Regions from separate parts of the Homo sapiens genome. Here region 2 is linked to region 1. Evidence: read pairs that join two places in POLR2A ChIA-PET (ENCODE). Cell type or tissue: A673. All regions are shown on one strand. Links, peaks and the distances in the headings refer to the core of each region. The heading gives the core; the rest is flanking DNA. Region 1 holds the start of PCDHGA12 (protocadherin gamma subfamily A, 12). Region 2 overlaps PCDHGA1 (protocadherin gamma subfamily A, 1).

Evidence for each region. Peaks named below come from ENCODE experiments on the same cell type or tissue, not always from the same donor. Only the 100,000 strongest peaks of a DNase experiment are listed, where the experiment ranks them.
Region 2: POLR2A ChIA-PET joins it to region 1 with 9 read pairs; 7 of 35 experiments call an interaction of 5 or more read pairs at or near these places.

The regions. Positions count from the first base shown.
Region 1 is chr5:141,428,989-141,433,248 of GRCh38, forward strand. All of the region lies in intron 1 of PCDHGA1 (protocadherin gamma subfamily A, 1), which reads left to right. All of the region lies in intron 1 of PCDHGA2 (protocadherin gamma subfamily A, 2), which reads left to right. All of the region lies in intron 1 of PCDHGA3 (protocadherin gamma subfamily A, 3), which reads left to right. The region is part of intron 1 of PCDHGB1 (protocadherin gamma subfamily B, 1); the gene reads left to right. It also overlaps PCDHGA4, PCDHGB2, PCDHGA5, PCDHGB3, PCDHGA6 and PCDHGA7, and 10 more genes. RefSeq lists an enhancer at 1,415-1,554. In A673, for the core only: no CTCF peak of the experiment used is centred there; no DNase peak of the experiment used is centred there.
Region 2 is chr5:141,492,877-141,497,383 of GRCh38, forward strand. PCDHGA1 (protocadherin gamma subfamily A, 1) reads left to right here. Exons shown (of 4, transcript NM_018912.3): 2 at 1,931-1,989. It overlaps PCDHGA2 (protocadherin gamma subfamily A, 2), which reads left to right. Exons shown (of 4, transcript NM_018915.4): 2 at 1,931-1,989. PCDHGA3 (protocadherin gamma subfamily A, 3) reads left to right here. Exons shown (of 4, transcript NM_018916.4): 2 at 1,931-1,989. PCDHGB1 (protocadherin gamma subfamily B, 1) reads left to right here. Exons shown (of 4, transcript NM_018922.3): 2 at 1,931-1,989. It also overlaps PCDHGA4, PCDHGB2, PCDHGA5, PCDHGB3, PCDHGA6 and PCDHGA7, and 13 more genes. Among named protein-coding and RNA genes, the nearest start is that of PCDHGC5, 6.0 kb to the left of the region's middle. RefSeq lists an enhancer at 13-132. In A673, for the core only: no CTCF peak of the experiment used is centred there; DNase peaks (open chromatin) are centred at 2,105, 2,445, 2,815 and 3,355; H3K4me3 peaks cover 1,111 bases; H3K27ac peaks cover 4,000 bases.

The DNA of each region.
Region 1 (4,260 bases), core at 1-4,000:
GGACTACAGGCGCCCGCCACCACGCCCGGCTAATTTTTTGCATTTTTAGTACAGACGGGGTTTCACCGTGTTAGCCAGGATGGTCTCGATTTCCTGACCTCGTGATCTGCCCGCCTCGGCCTCCCAAAGTGCTGGGATTATAGGCGTGAGCCACTGCACCCGGCCCGGAGACATTGTTTATACACACACACACACACACACACACACACACACACACGTGTGAAAAGTGGGTATTATGATACTGCTGTCATTGAGATATTTTAATTGAGGAATAAATTTTTTTCCTGTGATGTTTCTTGGGACATCAATATTTGAGTATATAAGGCTTTTTCTTTAATCCATTAACTATAAATTTTGAAGAAAATGCATGAGAAAATGGAGAAAATGTGTTTTTTTTTTAAAAAAAATTGAGATTAAGGTCTCATTATGTTGCCCAGGCTGGACTCAAACTCTTGGGCTACAGTAATCCTCCCACCTCAATCTCCAGAGTAGCTGAGACTACAGTTGCCTGAAACTGTGCCTGGCAGAGAAAAAAGCTTAAAAAAATAAGAACATGGTAATGATTTGATAATATTCAGTTACATTTACTTTTGATTCTTGTAATTCAAGTAAACTCAATTTTATGTCTGATATTTTCTCACAGCTACCTATATATTTCTTCCCAATTTAAAATATATTATTTTATTTTATGCCTAGCAAATATCTTTACAGTATAAATATTTACGCTCATGAAAGTACGTAGCCAGTTATTTCTTAGGGAGAATTTTTTCCCTATATTTTGATGGGCTTCCAAAAGTATTACCAGTAATTCTCAGTAATTACAATTAGGTCAGTTACCCAGGAAAAGGTAAGTCTGTAACATTCTTTGGACTACCAATTTTCTTTTACTAAGTTTCCTGAACAATAAATATTTTTGAAATATAATGTATTAATAGAATTCTGGAGTACTTCCATTATTTCCAGTCAATGCAAGTTGGAATGCTTCTACTTTATGCTAAAAATATTAATGTTTCTTTTTCACTTGGGTTCTTGTTAAGTGTGATTCTGATAATGTATACAATCACATATCATTTTTAGGTTTCCATAATATCATGAAAATTTGATTTTTAAGCGTTACATGTCAACAACCTGGTAAAGTAATCCTTCCATTCAGGATCATTCAAGGAATCTATTTAAAAATATTTTCCCCAAATTATAGCTGAATCAGAAAGTTTAAATTATTATATTATATGATTTGTCAAAAAGAGAAACTCCTAGGGAGACATCTCCATAATAGGTGTGTTGGGGGAACAGTAATCTCAAAGCAGATGCACTAACATTATAAGATTAAAATCATTGTTTATAGAAACTTCCAATTCATTTAAAAGCTCATTGGGGAAAAAAAAGCTCATTGGGAAAAAAAAAAAAAGCTCACTAAAGTTTCTATTAAAGCGAATACGGTAGATTTCCATCCCCTTTTGAAGAACAGTAGGTGGAGCTATTTAAGATATAAAAACGAAATATCCTTTCTGGGAGTTCAAGATTGTGCAGTAATTGGTTAGGACTCTGAGCGCCGCTGTTCACCAATCGGGGAGAGAAAAGCGGAGATCCTGCTCGCCTTGCACGCGCCTGAAGCACAAAGCAGATAGCTAGGAATGAACCATCCCTGGGAGTATGTGGAAACAACGGAGGAGCTCTGACTTCCCAACTGTCCCATTCTATGGGCGAAGGAACTGCTCCTGACTTCAGTGGTTAAGGGCAGAATTGAAAATAATTCTGGAGGAAGATAAGAATGATTCCTGCGCGACTGCACCGGGACTACAAAGGGCTTGTCCTGCTGGGAATCCTCCTGGGGACTCTGTGGGAGACCGGATGCACCCAGATACGCTATTCAGTTCCGGAAGAGCTGGAGAAAGGCTCTAGGGTGGGCGACATCTCCAGGGACCTGGGGCTGGAGCCCCGGGAGCTCGCGGAGCGCGGAGTCCGCATCATCCCCAGAGGTAGGACGCAGCTTTTCGCCCTGAATCCGCGCAGCGGCAGCTTGGTCACGGCGGGCAGGATAGACCGGGAGGAGCTCTGTATGGGGGCCATCAAGTGTCAATTAAATCTAGACATTCTGATGGAGGATAAAGTGAAAATATATGGAGTAGAAGTAGAAGTAAGGGACATTAACGACAATGCGCCTTACTTTCGTGAAAGTGAATTAGAAATAAAAATTAGTGAAAATGCAGCCACTGAGATGCGGTTCCCTCTACCCCACGCCTGGGATCCGGATATCGGGAAGAACTCTCTGCAGAGCTACGAGCTCAGCCCGAACACTCACTTCTCCCTCATCGTGCAAAATGGAGCCGACGGTAGTAAGTACCCCGAATTGGTGCTGAAACGCGCCCTGGACCGCGAAGAAAAGGCTGCTCACCACCTGGTCCTTACGGCCTCCGACGGGGGCGACCCGGTGCGCACAGGCACCGCGCGCATCCGCGTGATGGTTCTGGATGCGAACGACAACGCACCAGCGTTTGCTCAGCCCGAGTACCGCGCGAGCGTTCCGGAGAATCTGGCCTTGGGCACGCAGCTGCTTGTAGTCAACGCTACCGACCCTGACGAAGGAGTCAATGCGGAAGTGAGGTATTCCTTCCGGTATGTGGACGACAAGGCGGCCCAAGTTTTCAAACTAGATTGTAATTCAGGGACAATATCAACAATAGGGGAGTTGGACCACGAGGAGTCAGGATTCTACCAGATGGAAGTGCAAGCAATGGATAATGCAGGATATTCTGCGCGAGCCAAAGTCCTGATCACTGTTCTGGACGTGAACGACAATGCCCCAGAAGTGGTCCTCACCTCTCTCGCCAGCTCGGTTCCCGAAAACTCTCCCAGAGGGACATTAATTGCCCTTTTAAATGTAAATGACCAAGATTCTGAGGAAAACGGACAGGTGATCTGTTTCATCCAAGGAAATCTGCCCTTTAAATTAGAAAAATCTTACGGAAATTACTATAGTTTAGTCACAGACATAGTCTTGGATAGGGAACAGGTTCCTAGCTACAACATCACAGTGACCGCCACTGACCGGGGAACCCCGCCCCTATCCACGGAAACTCATATCTCGCTGAACGTGGCAGACACCAACGACAACCCGCCGGTCTTCCCTCAGGCCTCCTATTCCGCTTATATCCCAGAGAACAATCCCAGAGGAGTTTCCCTCGTCTCTGTGACCGCCCACGACCCCGACTGTGAAGAGAACGCCCAGATCACTTATTCCCTGGCTGAGAACACCATCCAAGGGGCAAGCCTATCGTCCTACGTGTCCATCAACTCCGACACTGGGGTACTGTATGCGCTGAGCTCCTTCGACTACGAGCAGTTCCGAGACTTGCAAGTGAAAGTGATGGCGCGGGACAACGGGCACCCGCCCCTCAGCAGCAACGTGTCGTTGAGCCTGTTCGTGCTGGACCAGAACGACAATGCGCCCGAGATCCTGTACCCCGCCCTCCCCACGGACGGTTCCACTGGCGTGGAGCTGGCTCCCCGCTCCGCAGAGCCCGGCTACCTGGTGACCAAGGTGGTGGCGGTGGACAGAGACTCCGGCCAGAACGCCTGGCTGTCCTACCGTCTGCTCAAGGCCAGCGAGCCGGGACTCTTCTCGGTGGGTCTGCACACGGGCGAGGTGCGCACGGCGCGAGCCCTGCTGGACAGAGACGCGCTCAAGCAGAGCCTCGTAGTGGCCGTCCAGGACCACGGCCAGCCCCCTCTCTCCGCCACTGTCACGCTCACCGTGGCCGTGGCCGACAGCATCCCCCAAGTCCTGGCGGACCTCGGCAGCCTCGAGTCTCCAGCTAACTCTGAAACCTCAGACCTCACTCTGTACCTGGTGGTAGCGGTGGCCGCGGTCTCCTGCGTCTTCCTGGCCTTCGTCATCTTGCTGCTGGCGCTCAGGCTGCGGCGCTGGCACAAGTCACGCCTGCTGCAGGCTTCAGGAGGCGGCTTGACAGGAGCGCCGGCGTCGCACTTTGTGGGCGTGGACGGGGTGCAGGCTTTCCTGCAGACCTATTCCCACGAGGTTTCCCTCACCACGGACTCGCGGAAGAGTCACCTGATCTTCCCCCAGCCCAACTATGCAGACATGCTCGTCAGCCAGGAGAGCTTTGAAAAAAGCGAGCCCCTTTTGCTGTCAGGTGATTCGGTATTTTCTAAAGACAGTCATGGGTTAATTGAGGTGAGTTTATATCAAATCTTCTTTCTTTTTTTTTTTTAATTGCTCTGTCTCCCAAGCTGGAATGC
Region 2 (4,507 bases), core at 304-4,303, 64 kb after region 1:
AGATACAGGCTTTTGGCGCCGTCGTGATCACAATGTGCCCAGCGATCTAGGGTCAGAGATTTGGAGGTGACCAAACTATCTGACACTCTAACAAGTCCTGTCTCCTCTGGCAGATGGAAAGCTATAGGCTCTGCCAGATGCCAGGGTGCCCTTATGTGTGAGGAAACTACAATAGTAAAAAACACAAGTTTCTCCAACTCCAGGAGCTTTTATTCAAAATATATCAATGCCTAACTCTGCTCCTAGGACTGTATTTTGAAACACCCCCAGGTGATTTTGATAGCTGATTGAGAGAAACTTACTATATAACTCCTTTGAGAACCTCATCTCATTTGCTCTTCCCACCATTGCTGTTGGCTAGGTACTAACATGCCTCTCTTATAACAGCTTCACAGAGGTCAAGTGACTTGCTCAAGTTCACAGAGCAAGTAAGAGAGATTCTAACCCCTGTCTAACTCCAGAATGTGTGCTTTTAATTTCTTGGCACTTGGAACTTTAAAAGCTTGAGGACAGGAGAGGGGAGTTGCCTCTGCTGGGATTTTGCTTCTGCTGGGATGGGGCAAGGGTGGGGTTCCTTCCCTTTTAGGACCTTACATGTGGGGAAAGTCTTCTGTGGCTCCTCATTTCTGAGCAGTCCCCGCAGCGCAAACTTGGCCAGTTATCCTTTTGGAGATTGAGTTCCCCCAGCTCCGTTTCCTCCTATCACAATCACTGCATTTCCATGTAGATTCTGCTGTGTCTAAGAATACAGTGGCTGAGGGCTGGCCATCCCTGTGCCCTTCTCCATGGCAGCCCCAGAATGGTGCTGGTGACTCCCGATACACCTGGAATGCTAGGTTTCTGGGTTCTGCTCATATCACTGCCACCTGTGAGCCTTGAGTGAGCCACTGGCAGTTCCGGAGCTTCCTTCTCCCTGGAGTAATCTGAGATACTCACACTCTCTGCTTCTGGGAGCAAGTATGAGTATTAATTACCAGCCCACCCCAGAACCAGTGAGGAGGTGGCTCTAGGAGTGCTCCATGAGAGTGTGTGATGGGATAACACACCCCCTGGAAAGACCAGAAGGGACTCAGGAATGAAGTGGCTGGCCAGAGCCCCACACCTTCAGCTAGGTGGGAGATGGCTACACATCAGCCCCTTGGGAGCCCTGGAGACTTAGTTGGCCCTGCTTGGAGGCTGTGGGAGCTGGATCCCTCCCCGCTGCATCCCTTCCATTTTTCTCCGTCTCAGACAGAGCAGCCTTGTTCTCTTCTCCTTAGTCACAGACCATTGTCTGGCACGGAGTTCTAGGGGTGAGAAGTGTCCCGGGACTTGGATGCCCCGCAAAGGCCCAATCTGGCATGACTCCTAAATTAATAATGTATTTAGCTGTGGGAAGAGATTCTTGCAAGCCAAGGGCCCAGAGAAGATGTCCCTGTGAATGTGTCACTGCACAACCTGGCACCAAAAGGGTTACCAAGAACAGCAGCCATCTTGCTGCAGAGGATGCTTTGTTCCCAGCTGAGGAGTTGAATAAATTCATTCTAGGGCTGGTAGAATTCTCATTGAAAAGCCTCCTTTGCCACTTTAGGGGGCTTTGTCTGCACCTCTTCCCCCAGTTCCACAGAAGATGCCTTCAGTCCTTGAATTTTGGCTCAGGAGTTCTGACTCTGGGGGCAGGGAGGAAGGGGCCATTTCTTTAGGAAAGGAGTCTCAGCTTGCTCACTGTGGTCAGATGAAATGTGATTTATCTCTTGGTTTCTGGTACCTCAGACCTCTGAGACCTGAGGTGTATTTTGTCTTTGGAGATGAGTCCACCCCTGCCCCCTCTTAGTCCGTTTTCTTCTCTGTGCCCACTCCCCTCCTTCTCTCCCGGCCCATCCCTAGGGGCTCGGGTGACATTCTAACTTCTCACGGGTACTCAGCCCCTTTCCCTCTGTTTTCTCCACAGCAAGCCCCGCCCAACACGGACTGGCGTTTCTCTCAGGCCCAGAGACCCGGCACCAGCGGGTAGGTGACTGATTCTCCAGCCCACCCTCTTCTCTGCGGCATTTTCTCAGGGATGACGTGGGAGGAGATGGGGGAGGGCCCAGCATTTGCTACAGATGGCTTCTCCCTCAGTTTGAGATCCCAGGGAGGTCTTGGTGTGCGGGGGGCTGGCACACAGACCCCGGAAGGAAGAGGCGACTGCCCTGACTGTTCAGGAAGCTCAATTCACATGCTTGCCCCTTCCCTCCTCGCCACGACCGGCACCTTTTCCTATCCCCTGAGGGCACTGTGGAACCAAAGGATGGTCTTAAGCTGGTCTCTGGGTGAAAGCGAGGCTTTCTATGCCCATGTACTGCCTAACCCCCTCCCCTGAGTTGAGCTGGGCTCCATTATGACCTGGGGCTCAGGCAGAAAAGCATTTGACCGGAGGAGGCGGTCCGCACTCAGCGCCTCCTCCAGAGCCTCCAGAGCCGAGGCTGACTGCAGCCTGGGGAGAGTGGAGGCAGCACAGCTGGAGGTGGAACTGAGGAAGGACTGGGCGGGGCATGGAGCAGGCCCCCTTCTCCGGCCCCTCCTCCCACTGTCCTCTGCCCCTACTTGTCCTGCTCTCTGTCTGTGGGGTCTCCGTGTCTCTGCCCCTTTTTCTTGAGTTTCCGTCTTTGCCACTTTCTCTTACCTCTCAGTCCTTCCCTCAGTCTCTATCTCGCTTTGCAATCTCTGCCTCTCCCTCTCTTCTCCATCTCTGTCTTAGCTTCCGTCTTGATTGCTGCACCTCAGCCTCAGTCCCTTTCATTTGTCTACTTGCATTGATCTGTGCCGCCCACTGTGCCTGCCATGGCATAAGTGCTCAATAAATGTGGAGTGAGTAACTACACGGGACCCTTAGTCTCTTTCTCCTTCTCTATCTCTGCCTCCCTGTCCTTGTCCTGGACCTCTTTTCTGTTTCTCCTTTCACCGTTTCCTAGCGCCTTGTGTTCTTCTATCCCCAGCCTCTATGTTTCTCTGTCTCTCACTATTTCTGCTTTCCTCTCTGTTCTTTGTCTCTCTTTGTCTCTGTCTCTGTATATCTTTCTTTGTCTCTGTCTCTGGTCTCTGTGCCTGTTGTCTTTTTCTGCCTCTTTCTCTGTTACTCTTTCTTTATCTCTCTTTTTCTTTTATCTTGTCTTTTTTCTCTGAGCCTCTGTCTCTGTCTCTCATTTTTTTGTGCTTGTGGGCAAGCCAGCACACACAACCCCCCACCCACCACCCACCAACACCCCGCTCTCTTCCTTCCCTGCCCCTCACACACTGAGCCTTTGATCGCAGCTCTCCACCAGACACCCTCCCATCCAAGCAGCCCCAGCTGCTCATTTCAATCTGGTATGAATTCCTGCTGAGACAGGAACCCCCTGCGGGCTGAAGGGGAGGGAAACTTCAGCAGAAAGACCTTCAGTTGGTCTGAGCAGAGTGGGATAGGCTCTGCGCCAGGCCTCCCAGTTAGAAGTCAGGAGCCTGGAGGAGTCTCAGAGCCCAGGGAGAGAAGCAGGAGCTTGGGCCACCTTACCCTACCTCCTCAATGGTTGAGTACTTGCTGTCCACATTTGCCAAGTTGCTACAGATGCTGAGCTTCCAAGAGTTATCTTTCCCCCATCCTGCAACCAACCAAACCCTTGTTGCCACAAGGACCCAGGAGCCCTTGGTGTATGGCAGAGATTCCAGCTTCTGGGCATGCACAGTCCTGTCACCCATTTTAGGAACGCAAAGCGCTTCTTAGAAGGCCCCTAAAAAGCAGCAGATCAAAAGGCTTGGGCTGCCCTTGCCCTTCCTTTGACCCCAGCTGTTGTCCTTCTCCCTGCTGGCCTTGCCAACCTTCTCATAAGTTATCCATTAAGTCATTAATGTATTCATTCGTTCATTTATTCAACAAATATTTATCGAGCATCTACTATGAGCAGGGCCCTGTGCTAAACATTGGGCTATAGGAGTGAACAAGTAGATGTGATCCCAGAACTCATAGGCTTCCAGACCAGCAGAGGAGACTGAAAATTTGCAACAAGTAACACTTAAAAAAAAAAAAAAAGGCTGGGCACTGTGGTTCACGCCTGTAATCCCAGCACTTTGGGAGGCCAAGGTGGGTAGATCACTTGAGGTCAGGGGTTTGAGACCAGCCTGGCAGCCAACATGGTGAAACCCCATCTCGATTAAAAATACAAAAATTAGCCAGGCGTGGTGGCAGGCACCTGTAATCCCAGCGACTTAGGAGGCTGAGGCAGAACTGCTTGAACCCGGAAGGCAGAGGTTGCAGTGAGCTGAGATCACGAAAAAAAAATAATCTAGCCACAAATCACAGTAAGTTCTGAGAGGCAGAGAACAATGTGAGTGTAATGGGGGGGGGAAGATCAGAGAAGGCTTCTAGGAGGAGGTGACATTGAGAAGTTCTAGGCCATTTATGTTCCCTCTACCTACCACCACCCCAGGCCATACACTGGCTTTGAAGCAGAATTCACCATTGAACCTGGAAGCCCCACCAACTGCCTCTCATGTGTCCTCTGGGGTGAGC